Regions from separate parts of the Homo sapiens genome. Here region 2 is linked to region 1. Evidence: read pairs that join two places in POLR2A ChIA-PET (ENCODE). Cell type or tissue: MCF 10A. All regions are shown on one strand. Links, peaks and the distances in the headings refer to the core of each region. The heading gives the core; the rest is flanking DNA.

The links. Peaks named below come from ENCODE experiments on the same cell type or tissue, not always from the same donor. Only the 100,000 strongest peaks of a DNase experiment are listed, where the experiment ranks them.
Region 2: POLR2A ChIA-PET joins it to region 1 with 8 read pairs; 6 of 35 experiments call an interaction of 5 or more read pairs at or near these places.

Annotation. Positions count from the first base shown.
Region 1 is chr15:50,189,748-50,195,252 of GRCh38, forward strand. All of the region lies in intron 1 of SLC27A2 (solute carrier family 27 member 2), which reads left to right. Among named protein-coding and RNA genes, the nearest start is that of SLC27A2, 10 kb to the left of the region's middle. In MCF 10A, for the core only: no CTCF peak of the experiment used is centred there; DNase peaks (open chromatin) are centred at 3,374 and 3,674.
Region 2 is chr15:50,275,932-50,281,199 of GRCh38, forward strand. GABPB1 (GA binding protein transcription factor subunit beta 1) reads right to left here. Exons shown (of 9, transcript NM_016654.5): 9 at 1-2,853. The coding sequence ends at 2,701. Among named protein-coding and RNA genes, the nearest start is that of HDC, 13 kb to the left of the region's middle. In MCF 10A, for the core only: no CTCF peak of the experiment used is centred there; no DNase peak of the experiment used is centred there.

The sequences.
Region 1 (5,505 bases), core at 280-5,279:
GGACCTTCCCACAGCCTCTGAGAAAAGGGAAGTAGATCATTGGTAGAAAGATGACATGGTTGCTTACAGATATCAAATGCTAACAATTATGTAAGGCCTTATGTGACCTGGTAACTCATGATAAGGAATTACCTTTGATTCCAGGGCTATTTAGAAAGCAAGAGTTCATATAAGCAAGAACTTTAACTTGGAGAAATAAAAATTAACATCAAGGAGATTACTACTTAATTACCTAAATGTAAAATGAGTATGTATTTCCTTGTTAAATTTTTGCTTACTCCTGGTGGAACTTAAACATTTTTATGACCTCCGGGTGATTTGTGTGGGGAAGAAGGAGGAGCACATGCATGTCTCTCTCTCTATATATAGTATTATAATGTGCATCATCTTGCTGTACAAAATACTGTCATTCCAAACTGCCAATGATTGAGATGCAAAATTACAGTTACAAATGGCATTTTAGGAACTATTTTTAGGTTGTCTTCAAGGACTATGTTATTAATAGCACCAGTTTGCATTTCAGTTGCTTTTCTGAATGAAGAAAAGAGATAAATCTTCAAGCTTGACTTGCTCATCAACCAACCATTTCATGATCAGAGTACATTTCCTTTCACTACCTTCCTTTTGGACCTTACCTTCTTGGTAAATATTTCTGGGGTGTTTTGTTTAATCCAGTCAGTTACTCATTCACTGAGGCAGTCTAGTAGCAGAACAAGCTACTAGACTGAATGTTTTCCTATTGGAAAGCTGCAGGTTTAGCCTGAGCACCTGACACCTTAGTAATGAAGATTGATTCAGCTCACCACCTACCCAATCTCTCTGCCTTCTAGCAATGGACTTGTTTATTCAGAAAATTCTTCCTTTTTCCTTAAAAAAAAAAAAAAAGGCAGGGGCAGACTTAATATGCTACCTTAATTTTTTAAAATTTTCTTTGAACAGACTTTAAAGGGGATGGGGGAGTAGTGTTGTAATCACTTGATTTTTCAACACCCAAGTGTGTGCTCTTTCTCTGTGGGTTTATTTCAGTCTACAACTTAAAACTAGACTGATGAAGAACCGACTGATGGAGCTGCTCTACACCCTTCAGGCAACTTTCTGTGACCACTGTTTCTCATACTCAAACTTTTAATAAAGCTTGAGGTTTTGCTCTTCAAGAAAAGATCATCCATGTTACTCATTAAATGCAGATCCACATGATTGAACAAGCACTGAGCAGAAGGCCAAGCAGCCAGCCTCTTCCAAGAAATAAGGCACTTTGCTAGAACTTAATCTGAATGGCTCATACAAGGAGGTGGGAACCTCAGAAGCCCAGAATGATTCTTTTCATTTTGCATGTGACCCTCCATACACTGACTTGGTGAGCCTCTTCTCATTTGTAGAAATAAGATTACTGGTATCTATATCACAGAGTTGTTATGAAAATTATGTGAAGTGATGTATGTAAAACTATACCAACAGTTCTATGCAAATGAAAATTTTAAATGTTTGTTATTAGTAAAGAGAGAGGTGGGTGCATGCTCTGATGTGCCACCCAGATCCCTGCTTTAGGACTGACGGACTCACTCTTCAGCTGCTGGGAGCTCTCAGCTGAGACCTCTCCCAGGACTTCTCCTTGGTTGAAGAGAGACACTTTGCCCAAGGTTAAGCACCACCACCCCAGCCTGAGTCCATTGGACTGGTCAATGGGCAGGTGTGAAGGCACAGCCTACCTCCCTTAATTTAGGAGGTAACTCTGAAGGGCATCCCAGGTCCAGAGTCCCCTTAGGATTAGAGGATCTGCTGAGGGAGACTTCTGTTGTGACTGCATTACAGTTCAATGTCTCCCTCTATCCAGTCTGCTTCCCTTGCAGCCTCACAGGTCCCATTCCCAAGAGCACTCCTGCATGCACATCTCGGAGTCTCAGAGAACCCAACCTTGACAAATAGAATTATAGGAGCTTACATGTTCTGATTGATAGATGAGCAGACTTTACAATAAAAATTATAAAAGGTAGATAGATATTTTATGCTTGCATTAGAAAATATGTAGGCCAACCAGGCAGTGGCTCATGCCTGTAATCCCAACACTTTGGGAGGCCAAGGTGGGCGGATCACTTGAGGTTGGGAGTTCAAGACCAGCCTGGCCAAATTGGTGAAACCCCATCTCTACTAAAAATACAAACATTAGCCGGGCATGGTGACAGCCGCCTGTAATCCCAGCTACTCGGGAGGCTGAGGCAGGAGAGCCGCTTGAACCCAGGAGGCAGAGATTGCAGTGAGTTGAGATCACGCCATTGCACTCCAGCCTGGATGACAGAGTGAGACTCCATCTCAAAAAAAAAAAAAAGAAAAAAGAAAATATGTAGGCCCAAACATATCTACAAAAGACTCAAGAAAATAAAAGACATTAAATATCAACTAGATAGTTGACAGGTAGATTCACATCCAGAATTTCCTTTCAAATTTCTTTTTTCTTTCTACATCTTTAAGGGAAGAAAGGCTTCCATAGTGTGTCCAGATATGGTTGGCAAGCCGCTGGAAACTCAAGTCTGCCCAAATAACAAATCTACACCAACAGCCTAGAGGAGATGGAAGGAGATGGTGTAGGGCAGGGGCAATGGCCCTCCCTTCAGATTAGATGACTTGCATAAAAGGTCAGGAATCACAAACTACATGCCTGCAGAGGGCCAGCTGGGAACATGAATGAAGTACACATGAGGTGAAGTTGCTTGGACTGTGATCAAGCATGACACCAGCTTAATTACATTTCCTTTTATTATTAATTTTTCATGCTAATACCTGAGTACATTTTTCTTTTTTTTTAAATTTTTTTTTTGAGACAGGGTCCCACTCTGTTGCCCAGGCTGGAGTGCAGTGGCATAATCATGGCTCACTGCAGCCTTGACCTCCCAGGCTCAGGTGATCCTCCCACCTCAGCCTCCAGAGTAGCTGGGACTACAGGTGTGCGCCACCACATCCGGCTAATATTTCTTTGTGTGTGTATTTTTTTGTAGAGGTGTTTTGCCATGTTGCCCAGGCTAGCTGTAAGTACATTTTTCTTAAAAAAAAAAAAAAGAAGAAGAAGTACAGAAAAACTTAAAGTCCCTTTTGACCTACCATTTTCCCCTCATTAAGATGATTACTTGGAGGTGAAAAATAAGAAAAAAAAAAGACTGTTGCTAAGTCCTATCTACTCTACCTACCAGATATCTCTTAAGTACATTCACTTCTCTCTACCCACACTGCTGCCTACACAGTGTAGACAAGCATCATCTAACAGCTGGTCTCCCTACCTCTTCTCCCAACCTTATTCCCCTCCAACTCTACATTCCAGTCAGCTTTAACCTCTTTTAGTTACTCAGGCCCCAGGCTGCGTTGGCTCTGGGCCTTTGCATAAGCCGTTCCACTGCCCAGACTCAGGCTTAGTCAGTCCCAGCTGATCTTCATCTCCACCGTCTGCTCATCTTTCAGGTCTCAGTTTACAGGGCACTTCTTCTAGGTCGTCTTTCTGCCCCCCACCACCTGCTCCCCAAATACCTTCTCCTTCCCCTGTTGTGACACCTGTGGCAATTTATTTTGATTTTTGTTTGTTTGTTTCTCCTCTATTAGACCTGGGCTCTATGAAAACAGGGAGAGCGTTTTGCTCACTGTCATATCCAGCATGTAGAGACCTGCCTGGCACACAGGGAACACTCTTTAAATAGATGTTGAATAAATGTTGGGAGGGAGGGAATGAGAATGGATCCAGGTAACTTATGAACGGATTGTTTGACTATGGACCCTGAGTCTCATGACAGGAGGAAAGAAAGGAGATTTCACAATTCTTTAGCAGTAGGAGTTGTTGTTTTAAAATTTGCCTCTGTGGGCCCTTACTTGTAAGCAAGGCATACTTGTATCTCAGAAATTATTTCATCTTACATTATGTTTCATTAAAGGTTTATCAACTGCCAGATCTGAATCCTTTAAGCAGCTTTACCTTATTCCTCTGTGTCTTCCACACTAATATCATATTTTGTGCAAAATTTTTTCAATTATAAACATTTATTGAGCACTTATCTAGTAGTTCTGGGGGTACAAAGATGATTTGATTATTATCTTAATTTCAAAGATCTCCCTGTCTAATAGAGGAGAAAATGAATTAAACCACATCCACCAGGCATGGTGGCTCACACCTGTAATCCCAGCATTTTGAAAGGCTGAGGTGGGAGGATCACTTGAGCTCACAAGTTTCAGATCAGCCTGGGCAACGTAGCGGGACATCATCTCTACAAAAAGTTAGCTGGGCATGGTACTCCTGTAGTCCCAGTTACTTGAGAGGCTGAAATGGGAAAATCACTTGAGCCCAGGAGGTTGACGCTGCAGTAAGCCATGATCACGCCACTGCACTCCAGCCTGGGAGACAGAGCAGGACCCTGTCTCTAAAGAAAAATTAAAAAATTGAACCCTATCATACTGTGTATAAGCGCCCTGATAATTGTAAATACGGGCTCCTATGGGAGCTGTAGAAGGGAGCAGCTAACTTTGCAGAGGGAGGGAAGATAACAGAAAAGAAGTGCTACCTACACTGAGTCTTGAAGGATAAGCAGGAGTTTTCCAGGTGACCAGGGGGTGAGAGACCATGAAACAACCTGGGCAAAAGTAATGAGACGTGAGCATACAGGTACCTTCAGGGATTTTCCATAGATCAATGTGGTTAGAGGAAAGAGGGCAAGAGGTAGAGAGTAGGAGATGACACAGAAAGCACGCAGGAGTGGGACCGGGAGGCACCTCCGGTCCTCCCGAATAAGGAGAGTGGATTCTATCACAAGGAATGAACAGCCCTGAAGGATCTTAAACAGGGTGGCAACAAGAAATTGGATGAGAGTGAAGCTGATAAATTAGAAGCAGGAAGAGACTCAAGGGCAGGACATTGGTCAGGAGGCTATAGCAATAATCTAGGTAGGAAATAATGAGGACATGAGCCAAGGCAGTGGCACAGGAGTGGATGCTACCACTCCCGTTTCTACAACAGTCATATTTATGGTAACCTTTCTGGAGTGCTGAAGGATTAGAGAGCAACCAGACAAAATTTTTTAAAAAATGTAAAGGAGGGGAATAAAGATTCTTGGGGCAAAAGAAAAAAAAAGAACTGTTCAAGAAAGTAAGTACAATTATAGTACTTTACTTGGCTCCGTGGTGAATATTTTCATAGTCACATTTATGTTGATTCTGATTATTGGTTTTCAGCTTCTAGAGCAAATCCATAAAGCTGGGAAGACAGAATAATGGTATCAGAATAAATATAAATGCTATTACCCTAGACAATGTAAAGGGAAGATAATAACTGTCAGAAATGAACAGGGTGAAATGGAAGTAGGGATCAAAATTGATAGGCCAAGAACTAGCAGGAAATGCATATTTTTTGGTGATGGAAAGGTAATTGCCAGAAGAAACAGCTTTTAAAAAATTGACAGTGGTGGGCCAGGTGCTGTAGCTGATGCCTGTAATCCCAGCACTTTGGGAGGCAGAGGCGGGCGGATCACGAGG
Region 2 (5,268 bases), core at 269-5,268, 86 kb after region 1:
GAAGTGTTAAATCTGAATAAAGTAATTGGGCAGTCAAGATGCCTAACGAACTCAGTGTCTGGATAGTACGTAACAAGAACGATTCTAGGTGCACAGGAAAGAAAATAATTCATTACACCATAACACTAAATGGCTTGTCTTGCAGAACCCTGGTTGAGAAAGGTTGCTCCAGGTGTTTGTTCACACATATGTGGAAACAATTAACCAGTGATGTGGCAACCAGATGACTGCTAACTACAAATCCATCACTATGTAGTGGAAACAATTATGTGGATTTCTGAAAACTTTTATTTCATATACTTTTATTTTTGTCAGTTCTTTAAATCCTCTGTTCAGAGCACTATTGAGAATGACTAGAATGCAAAGCTTTTACAGCCCACCTGAAAACAGCATGAAATAAGTGAAGGGAAGAAGACACCCATTTTAAGTTTTAATTACAAATTCTTGTCTAAGTAGTGATTTTACAGAACAGTAAATCAGATGTAAATGATTGAGAAATTATGTTATGTAACAATGACTCTGAAAAAGGTGAGCTTCCTCCACAGATACCTGAGTACCTGATGCTATCATAGACTTACTCCTTTTAAGCACCAATTATTTTCTCCCATCTATGCCAGCTGTTGTTATTAGGAATCAAAATTATTTCTTGCACCAGGTAAAGTCTCCAGCAGGAGAGGAGACTGGAAGTCAAAGACGACATTAAGTTAGCTTTCACAAACTTGTTCCCAACACTGTCTTGAGTCTTTTCAGGGCCAGCCTGGTCTGAAAGCAAAACTCTACAGTGATTGCCCTCTGGGGTGAAGACACTGGCCCTTCTCTGCTCCAGCACCACATGTCAGGGTACCTGGCTGTGGTACCAGCACCCTGCCTAACATGACAAATTAATGTACCGAAGTAACCAGAAACAACATTCTCTATTGACTTTTCAGGACTGCAGAAAAAGTCACTTCATGCTATTGAAAATATGGCCTGGCATTTTTAAAAACTAGTTTTTGGATCACTTAAAATATGTCAAATTTAGTGGAAAATTGAAAAAGATCTTTTTCCTCTTCCTTACAGAGTTCTTCAATTTGCCCTAAACTCTTTTTTAAGTGCTTCCAATAGTAACCATCAGGCTGACAGACCATAGACCCCTTTATTACATTAACAAATATACTGGTAATTCCAGTGAAAGAGTTAACAAATTCTCAAGAGTTACCTCAGGAATTTTAAAGTCATGTTGTGGAGAGTATAAAATATTTTCATATGGTGGCTCAAATATGCAGTAGGATAACATTTTTAATGTGTTAATAAGATGTGATAAAAACATAAGTCTACAATGAACATATGTGAAAAAGATATTTAATTGCAAAATAGAAAAGTAGGCCAGAGTACAGTTTTAAGGGTAATTGCTTTTTTATACAGTATAGATAACCTAGAGGGATTTCAGGGTTAAACAGTTCATAAAGCAATAAAACACTGAAAAATAAAGCAAGAAAAAGGGGTTTGAAGTAATATTTTACCAAAAAAAAAAAAGAAAAAGTGAACAGTCTGCCAGTGTTTAATGTCCATACATTGTGGAATTCAACAATATTGTGATGAGAGCAAGTCATAGCACAGACACTGAGCTTTCAAAAGGAAAAGTAGAAGTTACATTAGACATGTCTATTGCATCACTGTAATACAAAAAGTTCCTGTTCTACATACAAAAGCAATTTTTTTCCGTAAGAATCATTTCCTGGGGAGAAATAAGTCCATAAAATATTTCAGAAACCCATATGCATTGGGTTTTCCAAAAACATTATCTTAAAATCAGTGCCTTAAAGTGCTTTCATGTGGAAATCATGATGGAAGGCACAGAATACAGTTTCACGTCCCCACTCTTAAATTTTCAAAAAAGCACAGATTTTGCAGAATTGGCAAATTCAAGTTATCTTGTAGGCTGCTCCTTCCGAGAACACTGTCATTCCAATAAAACCAGCTGCCAGCTTACTTCGTTTCAATGACCTACAGAGTAAAGGGGTTTTGTTTTTGTTTTTTTCTGGTCACTTTCATCATTTCTGTGGGAGAAATACCTATGTAAGTGATGCATTTTGAAATTATAAAACATGCAGAATATGTACAAACAGAAATTTTTAAAAATATTTGCTTCATATACATGTAAATCTACTTGGGTATAGCTGAAATTGAACAAATATAAAAATTTTGCTTTCTAAAAAATGTTTTCAGAGAATCTGACACAACTTAAAGCTGTACAAAGATTTCCTGGGAGAAATCTTCTCTTCATACAGAGGTTTATACCTACAGGAGTAATTCCAGCATCAGTCCACCATAATTATTACACAACATTTGGCCTAACCAACAACGATCACCCTTAAAACTGTTCCGTTTCTGAGAAATTAAGGTTTGTACTAAAATCAAAAAGAATTCACAAAAACAGTGGCTTATTCTGGTTTTGGATCTCTTCAACAATCTTTATCAACTCATTTGGAACTGTAAAAAAAAAAAAACTATTTACAGAATTCAGTTTTAAATACATTTCACAACTTCTAAAGTAAAGTTTTATGTTACAAGAACTCAGAGCTCATGGCTTAAGTCCAATTATCCATCTGTAGTCTCTTCTATCATTCTGTATTCCCATGGCTGTACCTTTGTTGTGTACAGTTCAAGATTGTATTCTTTCTTGACCAAAAGTAAAATCAAACTACATGTTCATTTCAATTAAACAGCTTCTTTATTAGTCTGAAGACGAGTCATAGCTTCCAACTTCTGTCTGTAGGCCTCTGCTTCCTGTTCTTTCTTTAGGAGCTGCTGTCGATATTTTTGTGCTTCTCGATTTGCTTCATCCAGCTGTTTCTGAAGAGCTTCTCTCTCCTAATTAAAAGAAGAGGGTTTTTTTTTTAATTTTTGCAAAAATACATTATTAATACATATAAGCATGCATCCTTCAAATTAAAAAAAAAAACCGTAGTAGCTAAAAGCAGCCACCTATTGAAATTTCCTAGACATCTTGCCTTTTCAATCAATTCACTAACATTTAAGTCCCTAATTTTGTGCTCCACATTATGAGATATGGATTAATTTCTGACTGCAAGGAAATTATTTTCCTATTTAGAAATAAGACTAACAGAAAGACTCCAAACTGGGCACCTGTACTTTTATATGTACTACAAAAACTAGTGAAGAGTTTTTAAGAGGGAAATATACAACCATACCTCTTTATATTTCCATTTGTGGTGCTCTTACCAAAAGGTAATAATTATAAAACAATTTTACTGAGCACCCACTATATGAGTAAACAGGGTGATTTCCAACAATAAGCATCTAAGACAGATATTATGCACAAGTTAAAGATGAGAAAAATGATGCTCAGGGATGATGTAGCTCTCCCAAGGTCACATAGTAAGAAGTTGGATTTATAGGGTTCTAACATTACTGCTTTTAAAACTATTTTCATTTACAATAGCAAGCAAGATAATTCACCTTTAAAATGAAGAGTGCTGATCAAGATCAGTATTTCCTAAATTATACTATTTCATAAACCAATAAAATACTAAATTATCAATGATTAAATTATATAGGTATAAAATATATGCATTAAATTCCTCAACAAATTGAGAGCTGAAACACAAATCCAATCCAATGAAAACGGTATTGTTTCTCCTCTTCCTCCTCACTCTGCCCCATTCAGTTATTGCAGGAAAAACAAGGAGAAACATTTCAACGAACCCATTCCCACACCTCTAAGTGAGCACAAGGACAAAAGCTCAACCTCCACAGACCAAAGCTCAAGGGTAGTTTCCAGGTCTTAGGAATGAGGCAACCTCATCACAGATGCCCAGGACCTCTGAGTGGGGTGAAGGCCAGGGGTCGGACTATCACAAGAATGATAGGTCCACAGTGGACAAGACACTTGGCCAGAGAGAACTAAAGGTAAGTGGTTGGCCGACCACTGGGGAGGCACAGTATGAGATTCTCTTTCTATATATCCTATTATGTATATCCTCTGCCTCCTTGACTCCTGCCCATTGTGAACACCAAAGGATTCCTCACCTTCTCTATTCATATGGTTGGTCCACAAGCAGGAGCATGTATAATCCTCCTGCCTTTCTGTGATTCCACTTCCTTCCCCACAATGGGAATGAAGCTAGATCCAACATTTCTTTTTCTCATGGGCCCACCAGATGTGGGAGTGATTCATTTGGAGACAAAAGATCTCCAAATCTTCCAATTACACAAAATGTACAAGTAGAAGAAAGGAATGTCCCTTACTCCCAGTTTAAGCAATGCCCAGGCCCTATCCTGCTGCCTCCCAACACTTCTTCTCCCCTCCTCTTATCCTAAATCCAGCCAAGATAGGAACAAGTCAGAAAAGACAACCTAGGATGAGTCCAAGGTAAGCAATCAATGCCAGTACCCTGGCTACAAACTGTGCAGGACTTTAAGGACACCAATGGAAGGGGTGAGGGGTGGAAGGTTGGATGTTACTTCCCAGGAGCTAGACCACAGCTCTGGCAGGAGTGTCCACAGCCATGCACGTGTTTTAAAATTTTACGTGTGGCTGGGCACAGTGACTCACACCTTAATGCCAGCACTTTGAGAGGCCAAGGCAGGCAGATCACTTAAGCCCAGGAATTTGAGACAAGCCTGGGCAACATGGCAAAACCCCTACAAAAAATACAAAACTTAGATGGGCATGGTGGTATGCGCCTGTAGTCCCAGCTACTTGGGAAGCTGAGGCAGGAGGATCACTTGAGCCCAGGAGGTTGAGGCTGCAGTGAGCAACTCCACCGCACTCCAGCCTGGGTGACAGAGCAAGACCTTGTCTCAAAAGAAAAAAAAAAGAAAAAAGAGAAAACAAACAAAAACTTACATTATGTGAAAAATAAGAGCAATCCTTTGGTAGCCAAAGTTTTGAATATGGGTATAAATTTACCTTGATTTAGCAGGAAATATTGGAAGAGGTTAACTCTAAAGCATCTTCTAGTATTACCTATTTATTAACATTTAGAGTCAGGAAAGGATTCACAATTATTGCAGAAGATGAAAGCAAACCGAGTGAGGTAGTCTAACAGTGAAAAGAACCTAATCCTATTTTCCATACTGCATATTTTAACTTCAAGAAGTACAATTTATCTTGATAAAAATGAAAAGATAGTTTCCTTCTGCCTACCAGGTGAAATAAAAAACTCATTTTCACAGCATTTTTTGGCTAATTCTATAAAACCTAGAAGACAAAGATCATTAGCACTGCATGCTGAATACATTTAATCTTTAAGATTGAAAGTA